2 separate regions of the Homo sapiens genome follow, and region 2 is linked to region 1. The links are chromatin loops, found by intact Hi-C in ENCODE. Cell type or tissue: A673. All regions are shown on one strand. Each heading gives the region's core, and the rest is flanking DNA. Links, peaks and the distances in the headings are about the cores only.

Region 1 (15,767 bases), core at 6,101-8,600:
CATGGATACACTGGACAAAGGCATGATTCACATCCTCATGGGGACAGTGCAAGATTTCATCATGCTACTCAGAATGGCGTGCAGTTTAAAACTTAAGAATTGTTTATTTCTGGAATTTTCATATAATATTTTTGGACTACAGCTGACTACGGGTAACTGAAACTGTGGAACATGAACCCACCGATAATGGAAGGCTACTGTATTTTAATATTTGCCAACACTGAGCATTTGAAATGAGCTACTTTGGCAGGAAAGATTATAAATAATTGAGTAGATATCAATGGATGAGCATCATAGTGCTCTATCAGCCCTTTGGGAGACCATGAGTAACCTATCATTTGGTTTTAGCTCTTTGTCTTGATTCACTTTATCAAAATGGGACTATAGATGACTTGTGGTAGGTTCTAGAGTGCAAGAAATGAGAAAATAAGTGAATGAGCTTTGCCCAGCCACAGATTCTTAACAGTGCTGAGGGAATTGTCCTGAGGTCTTTGCAAAATCCTAAATTAATGATTATCACTATAACAGATTTTTCTTTACTTCTTTCCATGTAACATGTATTTTCTTCCAACAGATATTTTTAATTGACTTCTTCAGATCAACATTAGTAGGTGACGTTTTAATAAGCATTCTACATTGTTTCCAGCATTTACCTGATGAAATTAGGATAAAATGCCATTTCTGACTGGTTACTAGCTTCCAAACAGCAGCCTTGTAGAACCTGCCATTCAGATTCATGAGTCAGCAGAATTTATAAATTATGATAGGTCATGGATCTTTGTTTTTTTCCCCAGATTGTCAAAAACACATGCCAAGTGTTGTGCAGCTTTATGTACTCTTTCTTTATATACTAGCCAACAGCCTACAATGGTAGTTCTCATCGTGTGGTCTGTGTACCTCTGGGAGTCCCTGGTTCCTTTCAGTGTCCCTTTCTTCAAGGTCAAATCTGTGTTGCTAGTAATACTAAGAAGTTATTTACCTTTTTCAATGTGTTGACATTTCCACTGATGATAAGGAGTAAGGAGTAAAAGTTCTGGCTCCTTAGAATGAATGAAGGCAATTACATGAAACCTTACTAATAATATTCTATATGTTATTTCTACATGCCTGTAGTTTTTTTAAAAAGCTAGTTAGTTTCACTTAGGAATGTTCTTGAAGCAATAAAAATAATTTTATTAAGCCTCAATACTCTAGTACATGTCTTTGAATATTCTGTATGATGAAACGGGAAGTACTGTACACACAAAATAAAACTCGGTGAACCAGTATTTTCCACATGACCCATTCATTATGTTACAAAATTATGCATGAGTGAAAATTTCATTTACTGTCCAAGAGAGACCAATTTTAGATTTTACATTGTAACTAACTTTTAGGAAACTATCACCTGTTAATTTTGGCCTAGTGTAAAAGAACAGTTTCCATAGGTATGGTAAAAAGCAATTGAATTACTGTTTTCTTTTTCAACTGCATAACTGTGTAATGCCAGATAATCTTCATACCATAGGGGAAAAATACTTTTTTTCAACCCTCATAGATTCTTCATTGGATATGGATACCTATAACAAAAGACAGAAGTTTATTGACATGTATATTTTATATATACATGGGAGACACCCATGGAATTAGTAGTTTTCAAGGTGGCTTTGAATAGAGCATTTTCAACAAAGAACAGTAAGTTTTTAGAGAATACAAGACTGAGGAAAAGGACTTTGAATCTGTAGCCGTAGTAAATTTTGGAAGGGCAAATCAATATGGCGGGTAGAGGCTAGTTGGTGAAGCTTATTAACACAGATTCTTTTCCAGGCTAAAGTTGTCTTCAGTGGTTAACCTTTGTTTCTCCTAGTAGAGAGGTGGGCAGGATACCTTTTGTCTTTGCAAATCTATGTCTTGATTTAGGCAAGTGGAAGGCAGAGAGGTTTCTTGCATCTGCTCCTTCAAAACTACCTTCAGTAGAACAATCCTTCCTATTTTGGGGTAGCATATTCTGGTTTCCCAGAACATACTTCAGTCAAAACAACATATCACAGCAGATTAAATACAGAGCCAGATATGACAACTCAACTATTTTCTAGTAAGCCAGATATGGAAAGACATTTGAAAATACAAAACAATGCCACTCTTCTCATTTCGGAAAATAGATTTTTCATAGAAGTTTCACTTTTATTTATTTTTTATTTTTAAATTAGTGGAGAACTATTTAATTTTTTTTTTTTTAGTTTTAATGTCTAGTATGGGAGATACTAATAGTAACAGACCAAATAAACAAAGGCTCTTTGAGGCTCTCAATTTTTAAGAATATAAAGGGATCCTGAGACTTAAAAATTTGAAAACTGCTAAGCTCTCTCTCACTGTGTGACTCGCCTGCTCGCCCTTTGCCTTCTGCCATGATTCTAAGTTTCCTGAGCCCTCACTAGAAGCTAAGCAGATGCTGGTGCCATGCTTCTTTTGTATATAGCCTGCTGAAGAGTGAACCAAATAAACCCTCTTTTCTTTATAAATTTCACAGCCTCAGGTATTTATAGCAACACAGAGATTAAAATCTTATTAGGGCAAGGGGTATAGCTGGTCCTAAAATTGTAAGATTAGGAACTATACTTTGTATTCTAGTTCATAAGTATAAAAGCCCTGGATGAGAAATTGATCTGAGGAAAGCTTTATTGCAAATTAAAGGACTCAGGAGAATAGATATCGCTGGGCAATGGAGGATATCTCATCATACCCCCCTTGAGCAGTTTGCTTTTATCATGACTTTGAGCACTATCCTTTATGTCTCTGTTCCTCAATTTCTCCAGTTATAAAATAGGACCATTTTTACATCAGCGCCTCCTCTCCCTGTCTTACAGGGGTTTGACAAGGATCAAATGAGTTGCTTTAAAGAGAACATGTGAGATAAGATATCTCCTCACAGTAGGTTTCCAGGATCCTGTCCAGGATGATCACAGTCAGCATGGGGTTAATACACAGATTCAAGAGGCATATCAAAGGAGATCTGATAAGATTTAGTGACTGGATGAATACAGGGAATAAACAGAAATTAGTTAAAAATTATTCTAAGGAGCCAGATGCTGTGGCTCATGCCTGTAATCCTAGCTCTTTGGGAGGCTGAGGCGGGCAGATTACTTCAGCCTAGGAGATCGAGAGCAACCTGGGCAACATGGTGGGACCCAGCTCTACAAAAAATACAAAAATTGGCGTGGCACATGCCGGTAGTCCCAGCTAGCTCCTTGGGAGGCTGAGGTGGGAGGATCGCTTGAGCCTGTGAGGTTGAGGCTGCAGTGAGCCGTGATTGTTCGTGCCACTGCACTTTAGCCTGGGTGAGAGAGCGAGATCCTGTCTCTTAAAAAAAAAAAAAAAAAAAAAAAAAAAAGTTTGTTCTGAGGGCTTAATTGTCAATATTTTAGTAACAAATTGGAGGAATTGGAGAGAAAAGCAAAAAATAGATATTTAAAAACCCAGGCTTTTAAGATCAGGATTGTAGGATTGTAGCACAGAAGTTAAAGAAAAGTGGCCAGAAAAATAATTAAGGACAAAACAGGTAGGGCATGGATGGCTGTTTAAGGTTGGCTTTCAGGAAGCAGAGGAGTTTTGTAAGACAATAGGCAAGCATCGAAAAGAAACTTGGATTATTATAACATGTAGCAGAAAAAATGAAAAACAAAACAAAAAAAACTTGGGTTAGCGTCTAATGGTCGGGGCTGGTTATACAATTTGTGGGATACAGTGTGAATGAAAATGAAATGCAGGCCTTTGTTCAAAAAGCAAGGGGAAAAGTACAGTTAAGAGTGCTAATGTTTAAAGCTTTTTTCCTTTGGGAAGAAAAACATGGTAGAGTTAATAGCAATAAATAAGTAAACACAAATTCAAAATTATGTTTGTGGGTATCATGCTTTTATAAAAGATAGTAAATAAATAATACCTTATCACTGTGAAATCTTGATTAATCATGACTTTCTGGCTCTTTTTTCTGCAAATTCATTTTAGTCATCAAAATTTATACTTTTATAAAGTTTCATTTTTAATTTATATAATTGGAAGTAATGTCAATTATGTTTGGCAAATGCAAGATTACAAATATTTTTTGATAATTTTTGATTTTGAGGACAGGCCTTGTACTGATGCCACTGTTAAGAACATTTTATAGGCTGTGACAACATTAGGATAAATTTCTGATAAATTATTTCAAAATCTAAATTTAGAACATCTAGAGCTAATTTTTAGAACAATTTTTCTAAAAGCTTTAACTCTACAAATCAGTTCTGTGTATAGATTTAATTCTAAGTGTAGATTTATACAGGGGTATTTAAATATTCTTTCTGCTATTTCTTGTAACTTGGAAGTTGTACAACTTCCAAGAAACCAAATGACTTCATGACTTGTATATAATTCAGAATGTCTGTTTGTGCATCCTACCTCATATCTTCAGGTATGAAGATATGGAAACATTAAATTTAAAATAATCCTTCTCATTAACAGTTGGTTCTTCATTAAAACAGTTGGTTCTCATACAAAAATATTGTTCTTTTCAACCAAATGTGACAATCTTTATATTCAATTTCTCTTTCTAAAGCTATTGCTATTTGGTTTGCAATGTTGCAGTGGTTTATAAAACTGGAGATTATAAATGCCTTGATGAATTCTGATATATTTTTGGTGCCATGACTTGGATACTTTGCAATAATATGCTGACAAAGGTTTTACTCTCTGAGCACCAACACTTCCTGTCCTGGTCCTTAGGCTGGAGAGTTAATATTTGCGCATATACTGTTAGGATAGGTTCCAGGAAGAGGAGTACTTTGGCTTTCCACTGTATATCCCCAGTGCTGAGCCGCTCTTTCATGGGGCTGCTGCCATCATTGCCATTGCCAATCTGGGCTCAGTCCTGGCCACTGCCTTGAGTGCCCTGTGTTGTCCACGTCTGTCCCAGGTATTCACATTTGGGCCCAGGCAGCCAGTCCAGCTGCTTAGTGCATATGCTGACACTTGACATATTTCCTCTGTTCTGTGCTCCATTGTCCCACTGGTCTTCATCTACAAAGTACAAGTTCAAAGTCATTAACAAGTTCAAGATGGCGACAAAGGACCGTTCAACTAAATAGAGGCCCCTTTTGAGAGCAAGCCCATGTGTGACTGCACAAGTTACATACCTGGTAAGCTTACTCTGCCCATTTATATTGCCGAAGTACTAAGACTACTAAACTGCCTTTAAATTGCTCTGTTCAGGACTTCCCTAAGATGAACTATTTGACCTTAATGGGACCTATATAGTTGTTAGGGGCAGAGACATGGTAGTTTTCATGCAGGTATTCAGTGAGTTTGTTTTAAAACATGCTACCTTCTTAGTAAGACTTGATACTCCTCTAGGAGCCTTATGGAAGCTGAACTCCCTGGCAGCCAGGACTGTAGCTATTGAATCTGACTGGGGTTCTAAGAGGAAGGCTTTTGAAATGGAGTTCAGACAAACTGCTCTATCAAAATACTCTTGTTGATTTAGTTTGCTGTGTTTTATTCTATATCTTTCTTTTAATTACCACTTGGATTTTTATTATTTCTGATCTTTTTTTGTTTGTTCGTTTGTTTTTTGGTTGAAGGAAAGGGATCATAGATTATTATTTAGCTCTCACCACTGGCTGCTTGATATGGATGGCCTACTGTTTATCAATGCCGATAACCAGAGTTTTGGTGGTTGTTGATACCATATATGTCCCCCTTAATCTTGTAATCTTGTACCTATGTGAGAGACATTTTTAAAGAAGAAAATCAAGAAAAATGTCTCATAGCCTCATTTGTCATTTTTTTCTTCTTTAAGACGTCAACAGATTTTTTTTAGAGGAAGTTTCTCTAACTAAATGTCTTTTGTCCTCTGTAAAATGGACAAGAGTTGAAACAAGCAATGTATATGAAAGGTAAAGACGTCAAAGTCAACACACAGACCCCAGATTGCACTCAGCCACTTCTTTGCTTCCCACAGCATTTCTATGCTGTAAAATGCTGTCTTCAATGAACTAGAATTGGAGTTACTGTTTGATCCTCCTCTTATCCTCTTAACCTTGGCCAAAGATATTTACATTATCACTTCCTAACTGATGTGCCACATCTATTGCAAAAATAAGTTGTGGTGAGCAAGATACTGATTCCTTGTGTTCTCAGGGTGGCCTGGCAGGAGCTTCTGGGTCAGTTGTCTGAAGGTGCCCTGCTCCATTTGCCCTAATGTGCTCTATAAACACCTTTCCTTGAACACTGTGACATGAAAAAGGCTTGGAAGTACTACTTTAAACTTCAAATGAAAAACTCACAAGGAAGTGAAATTCCGTAATTAAGCAATTACCTTTTAACCATTTATGTAATCAGTATTGCTTTTGTTCTTTTTCAGTTTTTTTCTCCTAATTTTAGTCAAGGTAAACATCTAAGCAGCAAGTAATATACTGATGAAAATAAATTTTGAGATTTGTAATCTAGTAATTTGTCTTCTGAGTCTTGTGTTAATAGGAACCAGAGGTCTTAGTAAATGAGAACTATGATTCTGGGTGCTTAAATTGTTTTATCCGCACACTCATTGCGTGAAAGATTTCAGCCTATAAGGAAGAAATTATGTCAGTCTAGAGTCTCCTCATTGTAGAAAAGTTCCCATTTTTATACTTTTGATGATAACAAAGCAGCTCCATTGGATTGTGGTTGACAATAGCAATCTGTATGTTTTTGCTAGCAACATACAGATCATAAGTAGAACATATTTCAGAGTTACACATGATCCAAGAGAAAGTGTGCCGAATTTTGAACTTGGTTGGTAGAAAAAGGTGATTTTTTTTTTTTTGGTAAAGAGATTTTTTTAGATAAACTCTAAGAAAGTAGTTATTTACAGAAAGTACACTGAAGTATAAAAAGATAGTAAACATAGTCATAATGACTATAGTTGCTAGCTATATATTCAGTTTATCTGAGGGGGCAGGAACTTTAGCATCATCTTGTTTTATGAACTCTAATTTACTTATCAATAATTTTTCTTACTAGTTACTTGTTGCAATAACTTATACTATTATACTTCATGTGTGGTTTTGATTTCTTAATGGCAGTATCTTCTTTATTAGTTGACTATGGGAAATATACAAGTATAGTGTCCCCTTGTTTGCAAAGAAAGGGATTCGCGTCTTCACAGTTTACTCACAGCTGCAGTGGTGAGCTGCCCTCTCCTGGTCATCTATGCCTTCCAGAACTCCCGGTGGATACCAGGGAAAATCATACATTTTGCCAAATAAATGGATGTTTTAATCATCTTTGATCTTAACATTATTTTGTGACACTGTAGTATAAAGCTCTGCTGTAGCTCCTTACTTTTCATGTCTTAAAAGACATTGTTGACAGAAAAGATGGGTCATCTTTTTTCTCCCACGTTCTTGTAGGCATTCTATCCACCTGAGATTTTTGCCCCATTACTTCAGTCTTAATGGACAAATTTTGTGCCACCCTTGTTTACTAAATTCTTGAGATTTACTTAGAAGATGTTTCTTAGTTTGTCTATCCACTTTGGGAAAAAGAGATTTTCAGAACTGTCTTAAATAAGTGGATTACCCAAGATGTTCTTTTCATAGAAGATTTTTTGTTACATATTTTCTTAAAAATGAGCATCAGATTTTCTCTACTGTTAATAATTCATGTTGTACATGAGTTTACTGGTGATTCTTCTTAAAACCAGTGCTTATGTTTTTATTTTTTTAATTCTCTATTCTTCAATTCCTATTTCTTATAAGCCCATCCTTATTTTAGACTCTAGACTTGGGGACCTATGGGATTCGCATCAGTTATGGTGCTTAACAAAACTTTAATACCAGAATTTTAGAATCTTACTTTCTTGTTGAAAGTAGCAGTTTATCCCAGCCTTTTCCTATTATATACCTTATATTTTGTATATACTCTTACATTTTCTATATACCCTTATATTTTGTATTTTTAAAATGGAAGGAATGAAAAAAAAACCTGTGGTTTTTATCGTATTTCCCATTTATATTTGTACCTTGCTACTAGTTGCTATTTCTATTAAGATTCCTAGAAAACTTTTTATGACATGTTGTTTCTAAAGTTCATATATATTGTAGTAACTCAGTATAACTCATTATTTACTAAGGAAGCATACTAATATTGCATATCCTCTTTAAAATCCTACAGTTAAGAACAAAAGACTAGAAGACATCAGGCCTTTTCATTTATTAGTCATTTTACCTTTTAGACAATTTTATGTAATTATTTTTCACGTGGCAAATTTCATTGTACACTACACACATACGTTTGCAGAAGGGGTGCAAAGTTTTGGATACATGGAAATTTCTTCTTGAGTTAGCTAGAATTTCTTTTCCTTTTTCAAGTTAAGACAGAAAACCCAGCCAATCAATTCAGTTTTGATAGATTTTAAAACCCTAATCAATACTTTAAAATTACTTATGAAGCAAATTATTAAGAGTAACTTCTAAACGTAGAAAACATGAAAATCACATCCAAATTGTAGAAAGAAGTTATTTACAACAAGGTCAGGGCGTGTGCCACTTCTTCCTCCAGCCAAGACCTTTCCTGAACTTGGTGATCATGGATAAACGAGTGCCCAAGAGTCTTTAATTTGATATATGCATTACATTTCTAAGATCTTAAACTAATACTATCTCTTTGCTTGTCTTTGGTGTTGAGATTGTTTAAACCTTTCAAGACCTGATTTTGAATCCTTGCTGTCATTTACTAGTTGTGTGACAGACTTGCCCACTTCTCCTTTATAATGTGGAGGTAATATTCCTACAATGGATGCTTGTGAAAATTAAACATTAATAAGAATATTAAAATGCATTTTGTAAGCCAATAAATGGCATACAAATGTAAATAGTACTTATAAAATAAAATGCGTTTAATTTTTTAAAAATATATGACATTCCCAAAACGGAAAAAGGTATTACAGTGTCTGTTAAACCAGACTTAATGGAATACTTGATTTTTCTTCTCATAATCAACCAATTACATTAATGTATCAAACCTGTGTACTGATGAAGATATTTTAAATAGTCTTTTTTTTTGTGGAGGGCAGAGAATTGTGTAACTTTTATGTATCCCACTGCCTTTTTTATTGTGTATTGTGAACACACCACAGCAGAATTTAAATAGTTAAATATTTGTTGCCTCATTAAATTGTGGCTTCCTAACTTAACTTCAGATTGCAGAGGACTAGAAAAGTAGGCATTTAATATATTATTTTATTTTACGAGTTTTCTTGATACATAATTGGTTTTGGATATATTTCCTCCTAAGTACAGAGCTAGCACCATAAATTACAAGCAGTAACCAGATCTTTTTATATGCCTCACTTTATATTGCTTAGGCAACCTTCTGTATGCTGTTTTCTCTAGTCCTCTCCATAGCAGTTAAACCTGAACTCTCATCAGAGAAGTAAAAATTTCCTGTAAAATGAGTTGTTAAAAGCTATATGTTTGAAGTGTAAGAGCAGGCCCTTCTAATGTTTAGGAGTTAGCTTGTGAAAAAACAAGCTTTTATCTATGTGTTCTTGCATTTCAGTCTGTATTTCTGAATTTATGTATGTGTGTGGCAGTGTAGGGTAGATGATAAATTTTGTAGCCTAGGAAACCTGTATCCCATCAGGAGAGAAAACAGATGTTCTTCCTCCTGGTTAAGAACTACATCTATCCATTTAGCAATTATGAATCTCTTCCCTAGGTAATACTCTTTGAGAAAGGAATCTTTCAGCAGACAGGATCAAGAAGCACATGATTCATTTTTTACATTATGGGAATGAATCCTTTTACATTTGCCTTCTCCTTTTTCATGCTTTCAGTTTAAATAAAAGTAAGTAGACGTTCCAGTTTAAATCACGTTCCAGTTTAAATACCTTACAGGATGAAAGGTATTCTTTACTTCCTAGGATCCTAGGATTCCTAGTAAAGGGATTCTTTCTTACTTCCTAGGATCAGCGAATTGGAGACACTGTCAGAGATCACGAAAGAAAGTTCGTCATTCCTCCCATCCCCAATCCAGTTCAACCAACTTGTTTCTAGCCATGTTTTTATTTAATAGTTTCTGATTTTAGCTTGTTTTGATTGAAATTATATTATCCAAGTCTTGTTTATGTTTCTCTGAAAGTGGCCAAATACTGTTTGTTCTACTTAAGTAGTATTTGCATCTTTTTCTGTCCTCATGCTACCACTGTAGTTGAAACCCTTATCTCTTACCAAAACATAATCTGTCATCTCGTTGCTTCTCTAAATTTCTTCCATATTGCTGTTGGACTGATCTTCCTAAAATAGAGGTCTCATCATGGCTTTCTGTTTTCCAGCGACCATTTTCCTTTTTCAAAGGTATCCTATTGCCTTTAAAATTGAGGATAGTGTGTTTAGCCTAGAATTGACACCCCTCAGTGTTGGCCCTAGTCTGTTTTTTTCAGGCTGTATGCCATAGCACTCCTTCACATGAGCCAAACTGGATGGTTCAGGCTTTGATACTTCACTACCTCTTTTCTCATCCTCAAATCAGTCTCTGTCTTTGTGATACCCATCTTCTCTTCCTTCATCCCCTCCCCAAATCCCTGCATGTTGAATTCCTACTTCTTCCTCAAGATCTTAGCATAATGCCACTTCTACTTCTTCTTTAAGGTCAGACATAGAAAGAAAAGAGTAGGAACTGTATTTACTGTATCAATATGGTAAAAACAACACTTTAATTCCTTTTTTAAACTAAAATGATTTAACCTACTTCATTTATATAGTTCATCCAAAAAAACAGAATGACCTTCCCAAATGCAAATGCTTAATATGTAAAGTTTAGTTACCATATTAAAGAAGATTCTGCACACCATGCCACTTAGGTATCAAGAAATGATGGTATGGCCAAAATGGGCAAAGGAAGAATGAACTATTACAGACAAAACTATGAAACTCAGAGGAGCTCATAGTACAACTGTAAATTTATTTGTTTTTTTAAATTTAGGGATGTGTAAAGAGCTATAAAGTTCTTGACAGGATTTGATAAATCATCAGGGAAAGTAGTTAATGCTTTAGGGTAAAACATTTTAAAATACAGCTTTAAAAATATATAAAAATAGAGCTTTACACTCCTGTTATTAATTTTTAATTGTCTCTTTATGATGCTAAGCATGTTGGCACTAGACTCAGTTTTAAAAATGTCTACCAGCTTGGCATGGTGGCTCATGCTTGTAATCCCAGTACTTTGGGAGGCTGAGGTGGGAGGATCACCTGAGCCCAGGAGTTTGAGACCAGCCTAGGCAATATAGCAAGACTCCATCTCTACAAAAAACAGAAAAATTAACCAGGTATAGTGGTACACACCTGTAATCTTAGCTACTTGGGGGGCTAAGGTTGGAGGATAGCTTGAGCCGGGATGATCAAGGCTGTAGTGAGCAATGATTGCATCACTGCACTCCAGCCTGGGCAATGGAGCAAGACTCTGTCTCAAAAAACAAAGTCTAACAGTGATGTATATGTTATACCAGTGTTATTTGGAAGATAACTTGAGACTTTTCCCATGCATACTGAATTTTTGGGAAATAAATTTAAGTTTTTCTGTATAAATGGTCAAAAAAATGTTATATTGAGAGAGAGAGAGGTATACTATCCGGAATACAGTCTGTGGGATATGCCTGTACAATTAATTTATCCATTCAGGCCCAGTTTCAAAGGCTTTGGAAGATGGGTTGCAAAGTTTATTAATCCTCATCATTTCTTGGCTAAGATAATTAGTATAATATAAAAAGTCTTTGATTCTCTATTCTGATGACCTGTTTTGATCCTTAGAGACAGAACTAAGGATTAAGGTGAGATGAATCTTCTTAGTTTACTAGCCAAAACAGTATACTCAGCCCTAGAACAGAATTCTCTGTCGCTTGTATTTAGCATTCCCTCTTGCTGAAAGTGTTCTTCTCTTTTTATATTTATGATTTCTATTAATGAAATTGCATCTCTGTCTCCCATTTGGTGGTGGGGGGGAGACAGGGGAGAAGAACAGGGCCTTGCTCTGTCTCTTAGCCTGGAATGAAGTGGCATGATCACAGCTCACTTCAGCCTCGACCTCGACCTCCCAAGCTCAAGTGATCCTCCCACCTCAGCCTCCTGGGTAGCTGGGACTACCATGCACGGCTAATTTTTTCTTTTTTTTTTTTTTTTTTTTTGAGACAGAGTCTCGCTCTGTCACCCAGGCTGGAGTGCCGTGGCATGATCTCGGCTCACTGCAAGCTCCGCCTCCCAGCTTCACGCCAGTCTCCTGCCTCAGCCTCCCGAGTAGCTGGGACTACAGGTGCCTGCCACCACGCCTGGCTAATTTTTTGTATTTTTAGTAGAGATGGGGTTTCACCGTGTTAGCCAGGATGGTCTCGATCTCCTGACCTTGTGATCCACCCGCCTCGGCCTCCCAGAGTGCTGAGATTACAGGCGTGAGCCACCGCGCCCGGCCTAATTTTTTCATTTTTTATAGAGACAGGGTCGCACCATGTTGCCCAGCCTGGTCTTGAACTCCTGGGCTCGAGGGATCCTCTCACCTTGACCTGAGATTACAGGTGTGAGCCATTGGGCCCAGCCTGCATTTTCTTGAAGTTGAAGATTTCCTCTGTGATCACATCAACCCAAGATTCTCTTTCTCTAAGCCCTATTAGCATTTCTTATAATGCCATTCAAGTACCATCACTAACTTGATTGGAAGTTCCTCAGAGCAGGGACTGTGTTTCAGATTTTTTGTTCCCCACAGTGCTTAACACAGAGCCTAATACAAAACAAATTCTGTGTGAATTTTTTGTGAAAGCTCTTGGTATCTCTAATGTGCTCTCAAAACCAACTACTATTATAAGATAATTAGATTTTACTCACTACCAGATTTCTCTACCTGGCCAATAAGGTTTGCAGAAGTTCCAGACCTATCAGGTGTTTATTTGCAAAGAAACAAAGTAGTAAACTTCAAAAGTCATGAATGTACTCTTGAGCCCTGTCCTCACAGAAAAAAAAAAAAATAAGCAAAATTTCTATTTTTTTTTTTGAGACAGAGTCTCGCTCTGTTGCCCAGGCTGGAGTGCAGTGGCGCGATCTGGGCTCACTTCAAGCTCCACATCCCAAGTTCACACCATTCTCCTGCCTCAGCCTCCCAAGTAGCTGGGACTACAGGCGCCCGCCACCATGCCCAGCTAATTTTTTGTATTTTTAGTAGAGACGGGGTTTCACCGTGTTAGCCAGGATGGTCTCGATCTCCTGAACTTGTGATCCGCCCACCTCGGCCTCCCAAAGTGCTGGGATTACAGGCGTGAGCCACCGCGCCCGGCCGCAAAATTTCTACTCTTTCCGAGGGGCTAATGCTGTTCTCAGCTGTGAAACTTTATTGTTGTCAATTCTGGCATTTAATTCTGAATAGGGTGCCATCACCTTCACTACTCTATTCATGTGGTCTTTCAACAAATGTATTGAATACTACTGTATGCTATGTTAGGGATAAGAAGTGACCCAGACTGCTATAAGGGAAAGATAAAACAGTAGTATGAGAGTGTATAATATTCTAACGTAGTATGGAGGCCAAGGAAGGCTTTTATGGTGACGTTTAAGCTGAAATCCAAAAGAATTAACTAGTCGAAATGGTGAGGCAAAGAGTGTTTTGATCCAAGGAAATAACATGTGCACCCTATCTACTAGAAGGGATGAATTATTTGCTTGCTGTCCTGAAGGTAGGCCATTGTGGCTTGAAAGAGTGTGAGAGAGAGCATGTAGGGCAAGATGAGGCTGGAAGAGTAAGTAAAGATCAGAAATTTCAGGCATTGTAGGCCATGTTAAGGTTTTGAACGTTATTTTTAGAGCAGTTGCTAATGAAGTATATGAAGCAGGGGTTATAGGAGCAGATTTCCATTGTTAAAAGATAGCTATGCTTCAGAAAAGAGAATGGTGAGAGGGCCTGTAGTACCTGCAGAAATACCAGTTAAGAGGCTACTGGGAGGCTGAGGCAGGAGGATCACTTGAGCCCAGGAGTTTAGCCTGGGCAACGTAGTGAGATCTCATCTCTACTAAAAATTTTAAAAATTAACTGAGTGTTGCAGTGCGTGCCTATAGTCCCAGCTACCAGGGAGGCTGAGGCAGGAGGATCGCTTGAACTGGGGAGATCGAGACTGCAGTAAGCCATGATTGTACCACTGCATTCCAACCTGAGCAACAGAGTGAGACTCTGTCTCAAAAAAAAAAAAAAAAAAAAAAAAAAAACAAAAGAAGTTCTAGGCATGATATGATAATGTTGTTATCTTAGGTTAGTGAGGTGACAGTGAAGAAAGATTATAACTGAATTATAATTTTTTAAAGTAAAATCAACAGAACTTGGTATGGAACTATTTATGGGAGATGAGGAAGAGAAAAACAACTCCTAGATTTCTGATTGTGCCCTGCGTATGCTAAGGAAATACTCAGAAGGGACCAGTTTTAGGAAGTGCATTTGAGGCACCTAGGCCAGTTGAATTTGAGTGGTCAGGTCAAGAGTTTTATATCTGTGAATCACAAGCATAGATAGGCAGGCTAACTTAGGGTTTCAGTTATCTGAGGAAAATAGAGGGCTTTGTTGTTTTATTTGGTAGCCATTAGCTATGTGTGTATCTGGTCTGAATTGAGATGTGTTATAGTCTAAAGACTGAAAAAAGGCTGTAAAGCATGTTATTAATAATATTTTACATTGATTACATGTTAAAATATTTTAGCTATATTGTGCTACATAAAATATATTATTAAAATTAATTTTACTTGTTTAACGTGACTACTAGAAAATTTAAAATTACCAATCTCACATTAGTGGCTTGCATTACATTTCTGTTGGGCAGTGCTGGTATAGAAAAGCAAGCTTAGGATTGGGCCTTGAGATATCCCAATACTGAATGTCTACATATTATCAGAGTCAAGTTCTTGGCATTTTCGTGTGAAAAGACTCAGATACACTACATACACATAAAGTCTTAGCATTGAAAAGACCTCCTAGGAGGCTGGGCGCGGTGGCTCATGCCTGTAATCACAGCACTTTGGGAGGCTGAGGCAGGTGGATCACCTGAAGTCCGGGGTTCAAAACCAGCCTGGCCAACATGGTGAAACCCTGTCTCTACTAAAAATACAAAATTAGCTGGGCACATTTCTGTAATCCCAACTACTTGGGAGGCTGAGGCAGGAGAATCGCTTGAACCTGGGAGGTGGAGGTTGCAGTGAGCCAAGATCGCGTCACTGCACTCCAGCCTGGGCAACAAGAGCGAAACTTTGTCTCAAAAAAAAAAAAAAGAAAAGAAAAAGACCTCCTAGGGAATTTTAATGTTTCAAAATAAGAATTTTTCTTTTCCCACAATCTCCTCTTTAAAGAGGCCATCATTGAAAGTAGTTTCCAGCAATAATAAAAAAAAAAAATAGTAGTAGAAGAGGAGGAGCCATTACTTTCATTTCTGTTCATTCTGAAGAAACAGAGATGACTCTTTCTGTATAACTCAAATTCTTAAAAGAAACCCTTGATATATAGTGTCAATTATATGAACTCTACCTCAGGGTACCTAAAAAAAGAATGTTTGGTTACCCGAATGAGGGGGAGGTTTTCCTTTAGAGAGAAGTATTGGTGCCAACAAATGAAAAAGGAATAGTTTGAACACCACATTTTGCAACTCCTAATGAAATAATGGATTTAAAGAATTATCGATGGCTGCTTATTTGACAAAAAGAGACACCTGACATTGTGCCACTTCAGAGAACACAGTGCTTACCTAGAAGTATTCTTTC
Region 2 (15,767 bases), core at 6,214-8,713, 110 kb before region 1:
TGATTATAGTTATATAGGCTTCATGAGTTTGTAAAACTATTCCTCCTTTTAAAGTATTTTAAAAGGTGTATTGTAATTTTATAATTGATATTCATATGTAATTATTGAGAAACTTGAATAACCTAAAATATATTTCTAGTATTCAGCACATCAAATCAAGGTATAACCTGTGATATAAAAGTGGTCCAACAGAAGTATACAGCTTTAAAAATAACAAGGAATTAATTCTGTTAGCATGTTTTACTAGCAAATGTTCGTGGAAAATGTTATTAATTCTTAAAGCTCAGTGCCTGGGTTTTATTGTGTGTGGCCTTACTAGGAGAACACTGTAGAGCCGAACTTGAAATTTATTAAGGAAAGAAGAAACTGGTGAAGTGCTTTTATGCTGTTAAAAAAACTTCACAGACAATTGTCAGACAATTTTTTTTTTAAAGGTCATGATTGCTTGATGCCTTTTCCAGTCTTTATTTGAAACTCTCGTTTTGTAGGATTTCTTTTTTGTTCTTCCTCTTCCTTTTTTCTTTTGGCAGTGGGTGGAAGATTCTTTTAAAACTGAATGGCTAAACCTGTATGGTAACTATTGAAGTATGATCGAAATACTTTTATTCATGATTTTTTTAGGCCAAAAAATGCTATGAAGGTAAGCCAATGATGGTAAAATTACATTGTGTTGCGTGGAAACTGTTTTAGCTTTAGCGTTTTCTGTTCAGAAAAGTAGGCTCTGCATTAGAGTTTTAAATTGGGATTTGTTTGTGAAATATTTTGTAATTCTCATATTGCTGATTGCCTTTATGTCTCGGTGTTCTAGTAGATAGTTCGTAGTTCCTGAAAAATAATATTCTGTGTATGAAAGAAAATAGGAGGTGAGAACAGAATGAGAATTGGGAAAGAAAACCCCCTACCCAAAATGCCGCCACCTAACAGGTGGAAATATCTATGCCATTACAGATTTTCAAAACGTAGAGTGCTTGAACTCTTTTTTTCTAAGAGATTACTTCAAATTTGACAGATTTCACAAAATTTTGTTATGATAAATATTAAAATTTTAACTCTTATTTTTATCCTAAATTTAAGCCCTTACAAATTAAGAAAAGAGTGCCTCGAGGCTGATTGCTAATGTTCAATTAAGTTATGTGTTCAGTGAAGTAATTTTTTGATTATGATATTTTGATTTTATTAATATGTAAACTAAAAATTATAAAAGGATTATGAGTACAGAAATTAAATTATGTGAAATTAATTTTGATATTTTGCGGCAGACAGTTTAGAATTAAAATATCCTTGGTGTGTAATAATTTTATTTCTTGTAAGGACATCTGTTGGCTTTCAGTATTCAGAAAATTTAGACTTTTTAATTTTAAATGTTGACGTAAATTAACGGGAGCCATACTTTAAATTGAAAGAACTTAAGGGAAATACATAAAATATGCTAGTGATTGGCTTACTTACATTTTCAGTGATTAGACTTTGTGAAATAAGAGTAAGGCCTAGCATTTTATTTTATTTAAGAAAATATACTTAATTTAAAAGTACTAATACAAGAATGAGAGAAATCTGGTCAAGTATAGTAAATCCATATCCATAATTATTTTCAATCACTAGTTACAGAGGAAGGTGTGAATGCTAATATCTTCTTTGTTGAAAATCATAAGTTGTATTTTGAAAAGGGATGAAAGGGAACAAGTAACTGCTTTCAGGCAGATTTATATCATCCTAACATCATATGTTATTTGTGGGTTCATGTCACAAAAGCTTGCAAAACTTCACAAAATAATTTAATGTATTTTAATTTAGTAAGCTTGCTGAAAACTCTTTTGTGATAAATCTAGAAAAATTTATACATGATATTTTTCTTTTTTAAAGTTTAGTGATCCATCTTGGTACTTTGTCTCAATTTCAGTCTTGTTGATTTAGATAATATTCTTATTGTTTTATAAATTTCCTTTCAGGAATGTGTTACTGCCTTGATACGTTCTCACCTTTCCAGTTATATATGATCCATCTATGACATTCTATCATCCAGGTGTTACTATTTTATTGTTCTTTCTTGTACTTTTGTTGTAAGGTACAGACTTCAAGTCTAAAGTAAGAGCTAGTGTATATTACAGTGTATATGACCATTTCTAATTTGACCTGTTACTGTAAAGAAGGCTAACAAGTGTGTATGCCTAGCCCACCCCTTCTGGAGCAGTTGAAAACAGGCCTCAGAAGACTCAAAGGAATTCTTTTAACTCCTAGCAGGGCCACGGGGTCAATGTCAGATTTAGTCATGCTGTTATTTTAGCCCAGTGGTCCAGAGAGATGACTGAAAAGTGAGTCTTTCATTTCTTTTTTTGTGTGGTTATTAACAGGATTAAATGTAAGCCATTGTGTACTTAGTACCAATTAGTTTCTCATCTGAGAGGTTCATTATGATTTTTTGTCAGCCTTCGTCTTGTAATATTTGTTTCTTTGTTTGATTAGTTAAGGGGCTGAATGGGCTAAAGGGAAGTTTTAACAGCAGTACTTTTAAATTCATTAAGAATTTTAATAGTCAACTTTTCAAATATGTAGACCTTGATTAAAAAAGGGACCATGTTGAAAATTGGCAAAATTAAGTAAATTGTTTAAAATTTTCCTTTTCCTGTTGTATTTTTTTAATCTGAAAAACAGACTGTCTTTATTATATCAAATAATACTTTTATGTTTCTAGAAGTCTACTTCAGATTCTTGTACATACTTCTTAAGATTGTATTTAGTTTGCTGTGAATATGTAATTATCGTTCAGAAGGGGCACATACCAAAAAGCTCCAAAATTAAAAAACCTTTTCAGTTTCTAGGATAGAAACATAGATTGAGCTATTAAAAGCAGAACATTAGAGTTCTGGGATAAAGATAGTTGTCAGGTGTAAACAAGCCTTAATTGAAAAGGAGGCAGCCTAAAAGTTGATTCTTTATGCTATTATAAATAAGTAAAAATGCAAACTTGCTTGAGTTCAGAAAATAGGAGCATACCCAACTTTTAAAACTACTTATTAGATTGGTAGTTGCTTTAGATCCTTAACTTAAAAAAATTCTTATTAAAATCAGTGTTCAATTGAGTAATATTCCTCGTTTAATAGATTGAGATGCCTCAGTTAAATTTTGAACAAAAATTGTTCCTATAAATTGAATTGGAGATGCTGATCTGTTAAAAGCAAGGAATATAACCCAAAATTAAAATAGGAATTATTTTGCTAGTGGATAATTATCTTGGACAGTAGGTCTTATATCTTGTTGAAGTGTGTAGAACACACATTTTCACATTCATTCATCTTTAAGTGAATATACCTGTAGGCTGATTCAGACTTGGTATTTTATTTATTTTAAACATTAGAAATGATAAATACTAATTTAAGCAAGTGCGATTACTATTTTAACTCATTCTTCGAGAGTTGCTTCATTTATCTCAGAGTTTTTGGTGTACCTTATTTACCTTATTTAGATTATATCATTGTATTAAGTCCTTTGCTTACTGCTGTAGTTTTTTGGTACCTAGAATAATTTATTATGGAATTGAATATTAAAAATTTGACGATCCCAATAGTTATGAAGCTTACAGATTCTGTATGTAGGCTTTTTTCCTCCTTTGGTTTCAGGCATAATGAATGGATGGCCCTTGCTTTCTGATATTTGTGTATCCAATTTTCTGAGGAAACACTTTTCTACAAAGTCTGCATGTTTGATTGTTCTACATTTTTCTTTCATTATAATTTGAAAAGGACTTAGATCCTCCAAATGAAAAATGGCTGTCTTGGCCATATGGTAAATTAGGCCTGCTTTATTATTGTCTAATAATTAAGCCTCCCTTTACTTATCCCACCCTCGTTTTAAAAACTAAAAACGTGTGGTAGCTGTATTAGTTAGAACATTTTCAAGTAACAGGAAGTAATTCAGTGGTAACTTCCTCATGTGGTTTACTGTTTATCAAAAAGGAAAGTAGTTTCTTTTGAGAGAATAATGCAGTTTTTGCTGCTCAACATTTTCTCAAGCTCTTTGGAAAATAAGAGAGAAGTCTTTAATGTGCTTGTAATATGATAAGGACAGATTTAAAAATTTTGTTTCTCTTCTCATTACTTGGTGTTTGACTTCAGTGGAAGCTGAAAGAAGTAAATAGATGTTAAGTTGAAAATCTGCCTCAGTGTCAGATGCTCATATAATTTAAATAATTTAAAATTTGTGGGTACTTATATTGATTGACCTTATATTTTAAAAACATAGGGAATAACATCAACTATTTGTATCTTCTCTCTTAACTTAAAGTTGAATTAATTAACTTTAGCTATCTAATAGAGTAGGTCCAGAAATTAACATTCAAATAACAGTAGTAAGTATAGGTGAAGACCAGGCTATCCCAAAGATAATTCATTAGGACTTCTGTTTCTATAGTATCTTTCATATGATAGTAACTGTTGTAAACAATTGAATTATATATATCAATTTAATAAATAATTGCAATATTAAAAAGTTAGCCCCGATAATTTCTACCCAAACACCTCCAAATTATGCTACTTCAAAAACAGTTGAAGGGAAGTTTAGGAATATAATATAGTTTCATTTTAAGACCACTAGGATAATAGACATTGTAATGTAATGGAAAAACATTTTGTCCCATAAAAACCACTTTCATTTAATGCTTTGTTTTTCTGTCTAACCAGGTAATACCTAGCAAATACAGAAAGAGAGATAAAGCAAGCAAGCTGTTTTGAAAGTGTCTAATATTGGCTGATGTAGAGCTATAGGTGGGTGTATCTTATTATTCCATAAAATTAAAAATAAGAGTGGGGGGAAAAAACAAATCCCAAGAAAATAAATGGAAGGTGAGTGAAGAGTGAATAGAATAAAAATAGAGATCTAGTATTTCAGTCAGTCTGCTAGTTAAATTTTATATTCAGAGCTTTAACATTTTGGGCTTTTAAATTTCCTGCAGTGCACATGACTTTCTTTCATAAAAGATATGTCAATCATATTAGGAATAAAAGTAATAGCTCATATAGTGCTTTATTATTAGCATCTAAGAAACCACTGGTATTTGAGTAAATTGTAAGTTAGAATTGATTTTTTAATAGCTTTTTAATGCAGATCAAACATTTGTGGCTTTTGAATGAAAAATACTTATCAACTAATTTTTATTAGCATTGCATTTTTAAAAAAATCTACATTATAACATATTGGAGGTTGATTGAAAGGGAGTTTTTGCCTCCATTTTATAAAGATGCTCTGTAAGAGCACTGGTGATAATGATGTCTATTCCTGTATTTTTTGCTGACTTTTACCTGGTATCCTGTCAGTAATTGTTTTTTCATGTTGAGGAAGAAAAAAGAATCTATACTTGCATCTGTCAGTATTATTGTTGTTTTAACTTTATAGGTATATTGTAGACATTGAATTGAAAGATTTGTAAGCTTTTGGTTTTCTGTGATACTGATTGGGAACAAAGGCATAGATAATCAGAGACAGCAAATAATAGCCAAAAATATATATTTGATATGTATTCATTTAGCCAACAATAACTAGGGCCTTTTGTGAATCACTGTGCAAGATGTGCTGGTACTTACAAAGATGAATCAGGTATAGACCCTGACCCCACGGATCCTATGGCTTAATAGAAGAGGTAAGAGGTGAGTGGCATAATAGAGTCATGGGGTGCAGGAGAGGAAAGATACTGCTTTCATGAGGGGTAGAGGTGTGTGTCAGGGGAGATAAGGATATATCATGTTTAGAGGAACAACAGACTTTTAAAATTCTATTTTGAATTAGGTCGGTTTTTCTTAGACTGAGTTCCTCATTCTCCTAGGGTCCATTTGTAGGGAAAGGTTTTTTAGTTCTTAAATTATTTCTTAAATTTGTATTTTTATTTTGATGTTAAAAAGTGATCGTACCTGTTATAAAGGTAACACTTTGCAGTGATAACTCATAGATGAAAGACATTTGTTATAGGATGAGACTTCAGTTTCTTAAGTCAGTGTTTCTCATTGGGATTTTTGGACAGATATGATGTTCAAGAGAACTTTTTTTTTAAGGGGTTTATATATTTTCTAAGTTTGAGAAACAAAGGCTTAGGCTCATTTCATGTTACTTTGCACTGTCTAAACTACATTCTAATTGGTGGCAGAAAGTAGGTGGCCTAGAAATGTAAGTAGCAAATTTTTTTCAGGAGGTAAGGCAATTCAGCAAGGTAGTGGAGAGTTCACTGTCAGTTACCACTATTTAGGAGTTAAGTTGGTGGCAGTGCTGCTGAATGGGCACAGTTTGTTTGATTTTAAATGGTAATGAACTGTGAGTTTATTAAATAGAGGGTAAAAGTTCTAAATACATTCTGAACATAAACTAGACCCGTTAAAGTGGTTTGTGTTACAACCTACTCTATAGTGTCCTATACAGTAGTCAAAGCTTTTGTGTAATTGATTACTTCTGTGGTCCCAATGTTAATTTCTGCTTATAGTTTTGTAATAGCTTAATTTCATTAAAGTTAATTAAACATAGATTATCTTGTACAGTATGGTATAGAATTTTGTTCCATAAATTGGGAGAAACTCATAAGGAATAAATAAGTACTCTTTAATTTATAGTTCGGTGTTTCCAAAGAAATTTGGGCTTCACATTGGGTGAATTCATCACGATAGATTTAAGAATATCTGTATTGAATATCCCAAACATTGTACACTTTTGGGGGAACATCACTGAACAATATTTTCCTTTCCCACTTATTTTTTTTTAGCAGAAAAAAATACCCCCCTGTCCCCAACAAACAAAACTGATCAAAGTAAGAATTAGATCATGGCTTTCAATTCCTTAGACATTTTTTGAAGTCTCTCCAGGCTTTTAAGATGAGGAATTCCTAGGAATTACTATTCTTACTGGGGAAAAAGACTATTTTGATTACAGAGAGAAAATTAGGTGACATTTGCTCACATTATACATAGAATAGAATGATTCTAGTTCATCTGTAGATTCTTATTATAGTGTTTCGCATGTAATATATGCTACTTTAGGATAATATTTTATTACTGTTTGAGGTTCTTAATAGTTCATGTGTCAGCTTGCCTTTATATAAAAGTCTATGTAAGTTGCTTTGACAGACTTTAAATAAAAATGGGAAACACATAAATGCAGTGTTGCCATGTTCTCTTTTGTTTTGAGCAATTACAAGCATTTCTCATTTCCTGTGCACAGAAATTCCCTGAAAAATCAAGACGCTGCTAAAAGAGTCAAACTCTGAAAGAAATCCCAAAGATACATCACTGCTTGACGCAAACATTTTTAAGAAGTCACTGATTATAATGAACACAGCCTTTAATGGCAGTTTTTCATCTCCTTTTCACAAGAATGTGACAGAGTGTCATTAAGGTTTTAGAAATGAATGCTCCTAAGGAAAGGAGGATCACTAGGACTACAATGATGCTCAGTATGTGGCCATGGGATTCTCTGTTGGGCTCTTTTTAGGTTTTTAATCAGGTTGGAGAAGGGAGTTAGAGAGGAAAGGAATAGGAACAGACAAGAGCTTTAGGACACCTGTACACCACAGTATTTTACTTTCTCATTGATCTTCTAGATGTTGAATCCGTAAGGTTTAATATAGAAAGTCAAACAAGGTTCCAAATATTTTGAGGACCAGTAAACAAAATCAGCTCTAACTATATATATGTGGAAGCACATAATTTTTGCATTTAACTTAAAGTGTTTGGATATATTAAATCTGAAATTTCATTTAAATAGTAATTCCAGTTCTGCTCTAAGGATATTGTTTTAACCCATTGTTCTTTTCTATGGTGACAGTGATTGCCCTTGATGTATTCTGCAGGTCAGTCAGATTGTATCACAGAAGAGGGCACATAATAAATGTGAGCCAGAAACAGCTATGTCTCAGTACAGGAACAGAAAAGCATATTTTTGCATCACACATTAAAATAACACCCAGAAGGCATTGCATCACATATAAATGTAAATCTTTTCTAGAGGGGTGTAGCATGGAAAGAAGGGTTCAGCCAAAATGTCCTCTTAAGTTTTTTAACAATAACAAACACTATAAAGCTCATATTTAATGAGTAATAATTAATGTCTATGAAGTTTGTTTTATGAGTTTTTAAAATTACAGAATATTGTAATAAATAATGTAAAATATTACAAAATATGCTGTGCTTGAGAAGATATTTTTCCAGGTTAGAAAGTTACAGTTTTTCTGAGCAGGTGTTTTCTGTGAATCTCTGTAGCATTGGAATTTATAGAGATATAACTTTTCTATTTCTGTGGGGTTTTTTTGTTTTTTTTTTTTTTTTGAGACGGAGTCTTGCTCTGTTGCTCTGGCTGGAGTGCAGTGGAGCCATCTCAGCTCACTGCAAGCTCCGCCTCCCGGGTTTACGCCATTCTCCTGCCTAAGCCTCCCGAGTAGCTGGGACTACAGGCGCCTGCCACCACGCCCGGCTAATTTTTTTTGTATTTTTAGCAGAGACGGGGTTTCACCGTGTTAGCCAGGATAGTCTCGATCTCCTGACCTCGTGATCCACCCGCCTCGGCCTCCCAAAGTGCTGGGATTACAGGCGTGAGCCACCGTGCCCGACCGATTTATCTATTTCTTTTTTCCATTTGAAGTCAGAAAGAAATTGCTAGAATCCTTCAAGTCTTTCTCAGTGAGAGTAAACCTTTTCTGTATATAAAACGATCATTCTGTATACTTCATTTTACTTTGAGTTTTTTAGACATTAAAGCTGACACTGGAAAGGGTAGCTTTTATTTTACTTTTTGACTTAGCTACTTAGGTTGTATGAACAATTATAAAATCATCTTCATATGTTAAATCTGTAACAAATTCTTTTTCTGGCTGGGTGTGGTGGCTCACGCCTGTAATTCCAGCACTTTGGGAGCCTGAGGCAGGTGGATCACCTGAGGTCAGGAGCTTGAGACCAGCCTGGCAAACATGGTGAAACCCTGTTTCTACTAAAAATACAAAAATTAGCCTGACGTGGTGGTGCACACCTGTAATCTCAGCTACTTGGGAGCCTGGGGCAGGAGAATCACTTGAACCTGGGAGGCGGAGGTTGCAGTGAGCCGAGATTGTGCCACTGCACTCCAGCCTGGACAACAGGGTGAGACTCCATCTCAAAGAAAAAAAAAATCTTTTTTCTTCGACTCTAAGATGATGTTGAGGCTTTTTTGAGCTCTGAATGTAAACTTAGATCCTGTGGGTTGTTTCTTAGTATACTTTCTGGTAGCTCAGTGCTACATTAGCAGTTCTTTATTTTGGCATTGTATTTCCTCACACAAAGTAAAAAGTCTCATAAATCTTCCTCCTTTTAAAAAAATGAATTGAGACCAACAGTTTTCTAATCTGATCTGGCAACCTGGGCTTCAGTAAGGGCAGACTAACAGTAATGGTAGTATGTAGTAGAAAGAGATTGAAAGAATTTCTCTCCCTGGAGTGCTCTAAAGAAAGATTTCCAAATAGCTATAGAAAATTAAATAACTTGCTTTGAATTAGGTAGGAAAATAAACTTGAACTTCCCCCTTTCTTCATTTGTGTTTTGTTTGCTGTTTTTTGTTTTTTTTTTTAATTTTAGAAAAATTGGTTTACAGAAAAATTGCAAAGATAGTGCAGGGAGTTGTCATGTGCCCTGTATTCAGTTTTTCCCATTAGTAGCATCTTATATTAATTGGCTACATTTGTCAAAATTAATGCATCAATATTAACGACTTATTAACTAAAGTCCATACATTATTCAGATTTCTTTAGTTTTTACCTAATGTTCTTTTTCTTTTCTAGGATCCTGTTCAGGACACCACATTACATTTAGTTGTCATGTCTCCTTAGGCTTCTCTTGGCTGTGGCAGTTTCTCAGACTTTCCTTTTTTTTGATGACCATGTCAGTTTTGAGGAATGTTAGGTATTTTATAGAATGTCCCCAAATTAGGATTTGTTTGATGTTTTTATTATCATTAGACTGCATGTATGGGTTTTGGGAGGAAGACAGAAATAAAGTAGCATTCTTATCACATCAAGTATAAAATGCTATCAGCATGATTTGTCATTGATGTTAGCCTTGATTACCTTGCTGAGGTCGTGTTTGTCTGGTTTCTCTACTGTGAAGGTATTCTTTTTTCCCCCCTTCTTCCCAAACAGTATTCTTTGGAAGGAAGTCACTATACACAGCCCATACTTAAGGAAGAGAGTGTTATGCTCTACCTTCTTGAGGGTGAAATATCTATAAAAATTATTTGGAATTCTTCCTATGGGTGATTTGTCTGTTCTTGCCCATTCATTCATTCTTATTTGTATCAACTTGTGGATATTTACTTTACATTTTGGGTTATAATTTAATAGTACTTTATTGTGTTGCTTAAATTGTTCTAGCTTTGACCTTTGGGAGTGCTTTCAGTTGGCTCCTATGTTTCTTTAATATACTCCTATCTTTTTTCCTTAATTTTATTTTTTAAAATTTTATTTTTATTTACTATTATTATTGATTGATTGATTGATTGATTGATTTAGAGATGGAGTCTTGCTCTTTTGCCCAGGCTGGAGTGCACTGGTGTGATCTCGGTTCACTGCAACCTCCGCCTCCCAGGTTCAAGCAATTCTCCTGCCTCAGCCTCCCAAGTAGCTGGGATCATAGGTGCCCGCCACCATGCCTGGCTAATTTTGGTATTTTTAGTAGACACAGGGTTTCACCATGTTGGCCAGGCTGGTCTCGAACTCCCAACCTCAGGTGATCCGCCAGTCTCAGCCTACCAAAGTGCTGGGATTACAGGTGTGAGCCACCACACCCTGCCTGTTGTTATTATTTGTGGTTATTTTTTAGGGTCAGGGTTCACTCTGTTTCCCAGGCTGGTCTCGAACTCCTAAGCTCAAGTGATTCTCCTGCCTCGGCCTCCCAAAATGTTGGGATTAAGGTATGAGCCACTGCACCTGGCCTTTCTTTCTTTCTTTCTTTTTTTTTTAAACATCAGATAGTGGAGCAATAATATTGGTCATCAGTGTTTCTTTTCTTTTTTAAAGCACTTCGTTACTTCCTGGCACTGCAAGATGCTACCGCTCATCTTGTTTCTTTCTTTCCCCAGACCTAGAATCAGCTATTTCTGAAAGGAGTCCTGGTTTCTTTAATTGGAGAATGATATTAGAAACCAAAATCTGGGTGCTCAGTGTTTGTCTTAATATAGTTTGACTCAATGGATTGAGTCAAATCATAGGTAATTTTTGTTTGCTTTTGGAGACAAGGTCTTGCTCTGTCATCCAGGCTAGAGTGCAGTGGTACAATCACGGTTCATTGCAGCCTCAATCTTCAAGTTCTAAGTGATCCTCACACCTCAGCCTCCCAAGTAGATGAGACCACAGGCATGCACCATCATGCCCAACTAATTTTTTGATTTTTTGTAGAGATGAGGTCTCACTCTGTTGCCCAGGCTGGTCTAGAACTCCTGGCCTCAAGTGTCCTCCCGCCTCAGCCTCCCAAAGTAGCTGGAATTACAGGATGAGCCACTCCGCCTGGCTCTTTGGGGATCTTGATTACTCTTGAGAGTGGAGGGGTGTCAACTCTTCTTTCCTTCTTTATTACCTGTAATGAAAATAACAGTGCTTACCTTGGGGTTTGTGAGTATGAAATGAAATAATGCATGTGATGAACTTAACCACCATCTTGCATTGACTGTATTATTGCTAACCCATTTTGAGAGATGAACTGTTTGAATATCAAGGTGTCATGTAGGCAAGAATATTGTATAAATATAAGCTTGTTTAGAATTCTGTGTCATTAATTGCATTTACTCTATCAGTTAATTAGAGATTCTTTTTTGTTGGCTTTTTTTGAGACAGTGTCACTTCGTCACCTAGGTTGGAGTGCAGGGGTGCCATCACAGCTCACTATAGCCCCGACCTCCTGGGCTTAAGAAATCCTCTCACCTTATCCCCCAAGAGGCTGGGACTAAGGGTGCACACCACCATGCCTGGGTGATTTTTCTGTTTTTTGTTTTTTTTTTAAATAGGGACGAGGTTTTGCCATGTTGCCCAGGCTTGTCTTGAACTCCTAGGCTCAAGCCATCTATCTGCCTCTGCCTCCCCAATGCTGGGATTACAGGTGTGAGCCACTGCACCCGGTCGTTAATTAGAGAGTCCTGATCTCAGTTGGATTGTTTAAAAGTGAAAGTGAATGATGATAATATTTAGTAAAATCATCTTAATGCATTTTGACTTTTAACTTCTTCAGATTTTTATTAAAGTATAGAGAATTTAGATGTTTTAGAAAATCAGTGCAATATGTTTGGATTTTGGAAAACATGAAATTTACATAATTTGAAGACAAACCTCATTGCATTTAATATTCTGTTTCCACATTTGTGGGTGTTCTGGCTACACTGGTTATTGGAAGACATTTAAAGATGGCGGGCGGGGTGTAGTGGCTCACACCTGTAATCCCAGCACTTTGGGAGGCCAAGGCGGGCGGATCATGAGGTCAGGAGATCGAGACCATCCTGGCTAACACAGTGAAACCCTGTCTCTACTAAAAATACAAAAAAATTAGCCGGGCGTGGTGGTGGGCGCACGTAGTCCCGGCTACTCGGGAGGCTGAGGCGGGAGAATGGTGTGAACCCGGGAGGCAGAGGTTTCAGTGAGCCACCACTGCACTCCATCCAGCCTGGTGACAGAGCGAGACTCCGTCTCAAAAAAAAAAAACGGCAATTAAGATGACATTTAAATAATTCACTTAGTAATAACCAAGTCAACCAAATTGATATTATTAATATGTAGTAGTTGTGCTTTTAATATTACATTTGACAATAATTTTTTAATTAAATATATTCTAGTAAATGGTTTTGAATTCTAATTCTTTCTTTAAAATAATTCTTTCATATAAATACTTTTACATTTAAGTCCAGTGATTAGATATCTCATGCTGTTGACTAAGAACATTCAATCTTCGTAAACTGGCCATTGGTGTTCTGAGAAATTGAATCTTACAGAGTTCTTTAATTTTGAAAGTTTCTTGTTCTCAGATAATAGCCTTGTAAATGTCTCCAAATTTCAGAGTCCTATTCATCTTACCTAAAATACACTAAGCCTTTGTTCTCTTTAAGTAGTACAGATATCTTAGCAGCCGGTAATGGTTAAGGGTGTGAGTACAAGGAACATTCTGTTTTGGCCCTCTCTGTTGTGCATTGTAGATGCCTCATCACTTCATAAATATTTATTGAGTGTTTTTCTTGTTAAGCACTAGATAAACCTACAAAGGTAAATAAGACTAGAGTTCCTGACCTGTCAAGGATATCACCACCTGGTCTACCATCCATCTGTAGCAAAGTGACCCCAGCGTTCCTATGCTTACACTCTCCTTTTTGGCAGCTTGGCCATGTTAGTTCATGTGTGTTAGCTGTTATTTTTTATTTTTGCTTTTGCCAAAAATCTCAGTAAGCTAAACATTGGGATCAGATAGGTTTCATTCTTAGATTTCTTGATAGATTTCTTTGGTTTAAGTTATGGTTTGAGTTTGTTTCCCTTTTTCGTTAGTAAGGCCACATTTTTGTGAACATTTATTTGAATTAAATTTCTGTTTTCTTTGATTTAAGCCATTTTCATGAATTTTCTCCAGATGCGTGAATTGACATTAGATATCACATTTCTTTTTTAATGGCCATTATGGTTTAATATGTTGCTATTAAAAGGTTGTTTTAGCTGTTTTTCAACTCGTTTCATGATCTATGTGTAAGTTCCCAAAGGGAGAGATCATATTTTATCTTTTCCCGTAAACGCCACAGCATATAATAGAGTGCCCTGTATATGGCGGTTGTCAGTAAATGTTTGACTGGATTCTCTGAATGGAGTAAAACGGTTTTTAAATTCTTTTCATAGCAGGATAGCCCAAATGGCTATAAAAGAGGTCAAAAATTCTTTGTATAAATGTTTTTGACTTTTGGCTGAAACTATTAAATTCTTTATAAAATAAATCATCGTTAAAAAGATACCCACATTTATGTTATAAGCCAAACTCTGTTATTCTGGTAACTGAAAGTTTGTGAGCTTTTTAGATGGTTAATGGGAATGTTCAGATAGATACGACTTTGTCATCTATTGTCTCTGCATTTGTTAAAATAGTAATGCTATCACTTTCTTTAGCCTCTAAGTTAGTTGATATTTATTTACCCTTGTTACCAATGTTCTTATGTTAAAACATTCATTCATTCAATATTAACACCTTATTGTAGCTAGGTATTTTAATAAGTAAATTAACTTCCTGATGCAAGGAGTTGGTAGCATAGTACAGTGTAGTGTTTCACAAATATAACCTGTTGATCCTATAAGGTCAAAACTATTTTCATCATAGTAAGATGTGGTTTTCTGTTATCATTGTTTTAGTGTTTGTACTGATAATGTGGAAGCAAACACCAAAACAATGAAAACAGAAAACCACATGATGGGTAAAACTGCTGATGCCTCAGCATGAATCAGTGCTGTGACACCAGTCTGTACTAGTAGTCATTGTATTCTTCACCATCACAAACTTAGTTGAAAAAAAAAAAAAAAGGCGGCCGGGTGCTGTGGCTCAGTCCTGTAGTGCCAGCACATGGGAAGATAAGGAGGGAGGATGACTTGAGCCCAGGCGTTTGAAACTAGCCTGGGCAACGTAATGAGACCCTGTCTCTAAAAAAAGAAAATTATCCAGGTGTGGTGCTTGCCTGTAGTCCCAGCTACTTGGGGAAACTGAGGCAGGCAGATTCCCTTGAGCCCAGGAGGTCAAGGCTATAGTGAGCCATGATTGTGCCACTGCACTGCAGCCTGGGTGACAGAGTGAGACCTTGTCTCAAAAAAAAGAAGTTAACCTACAGAATGAGAGAAAATATTTATAACCCACGTATCTGATAGGGGACTAATATCTAAAATGTATAAGGAACTCATAATACATATTTGTAGCAAACCAAGTAACCCAATTAAAAAATGGGGTAATGGACCTGAACAGGCATTTTTCCAAAGGCATACAAATAACTAACAGATATGTGAAAAGGTGCTCAATATCACTTTTCAGGGAAATGCAAATCAAACCACAATGAGGTATCACCTCACACCTGTTGTTAGAATGGCTATTATCAAAAAGTAAAATGATAACAAATAGTGGTGAAGATGTGGAGATTGGGAACCTGTGTACACTGTTGGTGGGATTGCAAATTGCTATAGCTGTTACAGGAAACAGTATGGAGGTTCCTCAAAAAACTAAAACTAGAACTACTGTCTGATCCAGCAGTTCTGCTTCTGCCTGTATATTCAAAGGAAATGCAACTACTGTCTTGAGGAGATATTTGCACTGCCATGTTACGTTAGAGTATATACAGAATATACTTGGTAAGGATGTACTTCAACTGGTTGAAGCAGAAGTGAATGGGTGAACTTGAGTGTGGCCTGCCACTCTTGATTATTTAATATCCTGTAGCATCGGTATGTTTTATAAAACAAATTGAGAGCATTAGTCATTTTTAGTCAGTGGGTTATGTAGAGATTTGTTAAGAGAGCATTTATTGTGACAGTTTGAGTCTGTACAACATCCTTGCTTAGAAACCAATTAAAATGCCTCAAGGAATGGATACGTATGTAGTTACTTCTTCCCTTTCTAGATCCCAAATGTTAAAGGGTATTATATAGACCCAAGGAAGTTGTTTGGTTTTAAGCACTTAGCCCCATGTTGAACAACGACTCTAGGCAGACATACTTGATGAGTGAAGCAAAAGGAGGAAAAGCAAAAGTCAAAAATGGATTTTGATTATGGGTAGTG

What was found. Peaks named below come from ENCODE experiments on the same cell type or tissue, not always from the same donor. Only the 100,000 strongest peaks of a DNase experiment are listed, where the experiment ranks them.
Region 2: it touches region 1 in a loop (2.0-fold over the local background); 2 of 110 quality-filtered maps call a loop at or near these places.

Annotation. Positions count from the first base shown.
Region 1 is chr9:37,255,416-37,271,182 of GRCh38, forward strand. All of the region lies in intron 2 of ZCCHC7 (zinc finger CCHC-type containing 7), which reads left to right. Among named protein-coding and RNA genes, the nearest start is that of LINC01627, 130 kb to the right of the region's middle. In A673, for the core only: a CTCF peak has its summit at 7,212 (motif pointing left); a DNase peak (open chromatin) is centred at 7,166.
Region 2 is chr9:37,142,686-37,158,452 of GRCh38, forward strand. All of the region lies in intron 2 of ZCCHC7 (zinc finger CCHC-type containing 7), which reads left to right. Among named protein-coding and RNA genes, the nearest start is that of ZCCHC7, 30 kb to the left of the region's middle. RefSeq lists an enhancer at 7,088-7,589. In A673, for the core only: no CTCF peak of the experiment used is centred there; a DNase peak (open chromatin) is centred at 7,286; H3K27ac peaks cover 1,825 bases.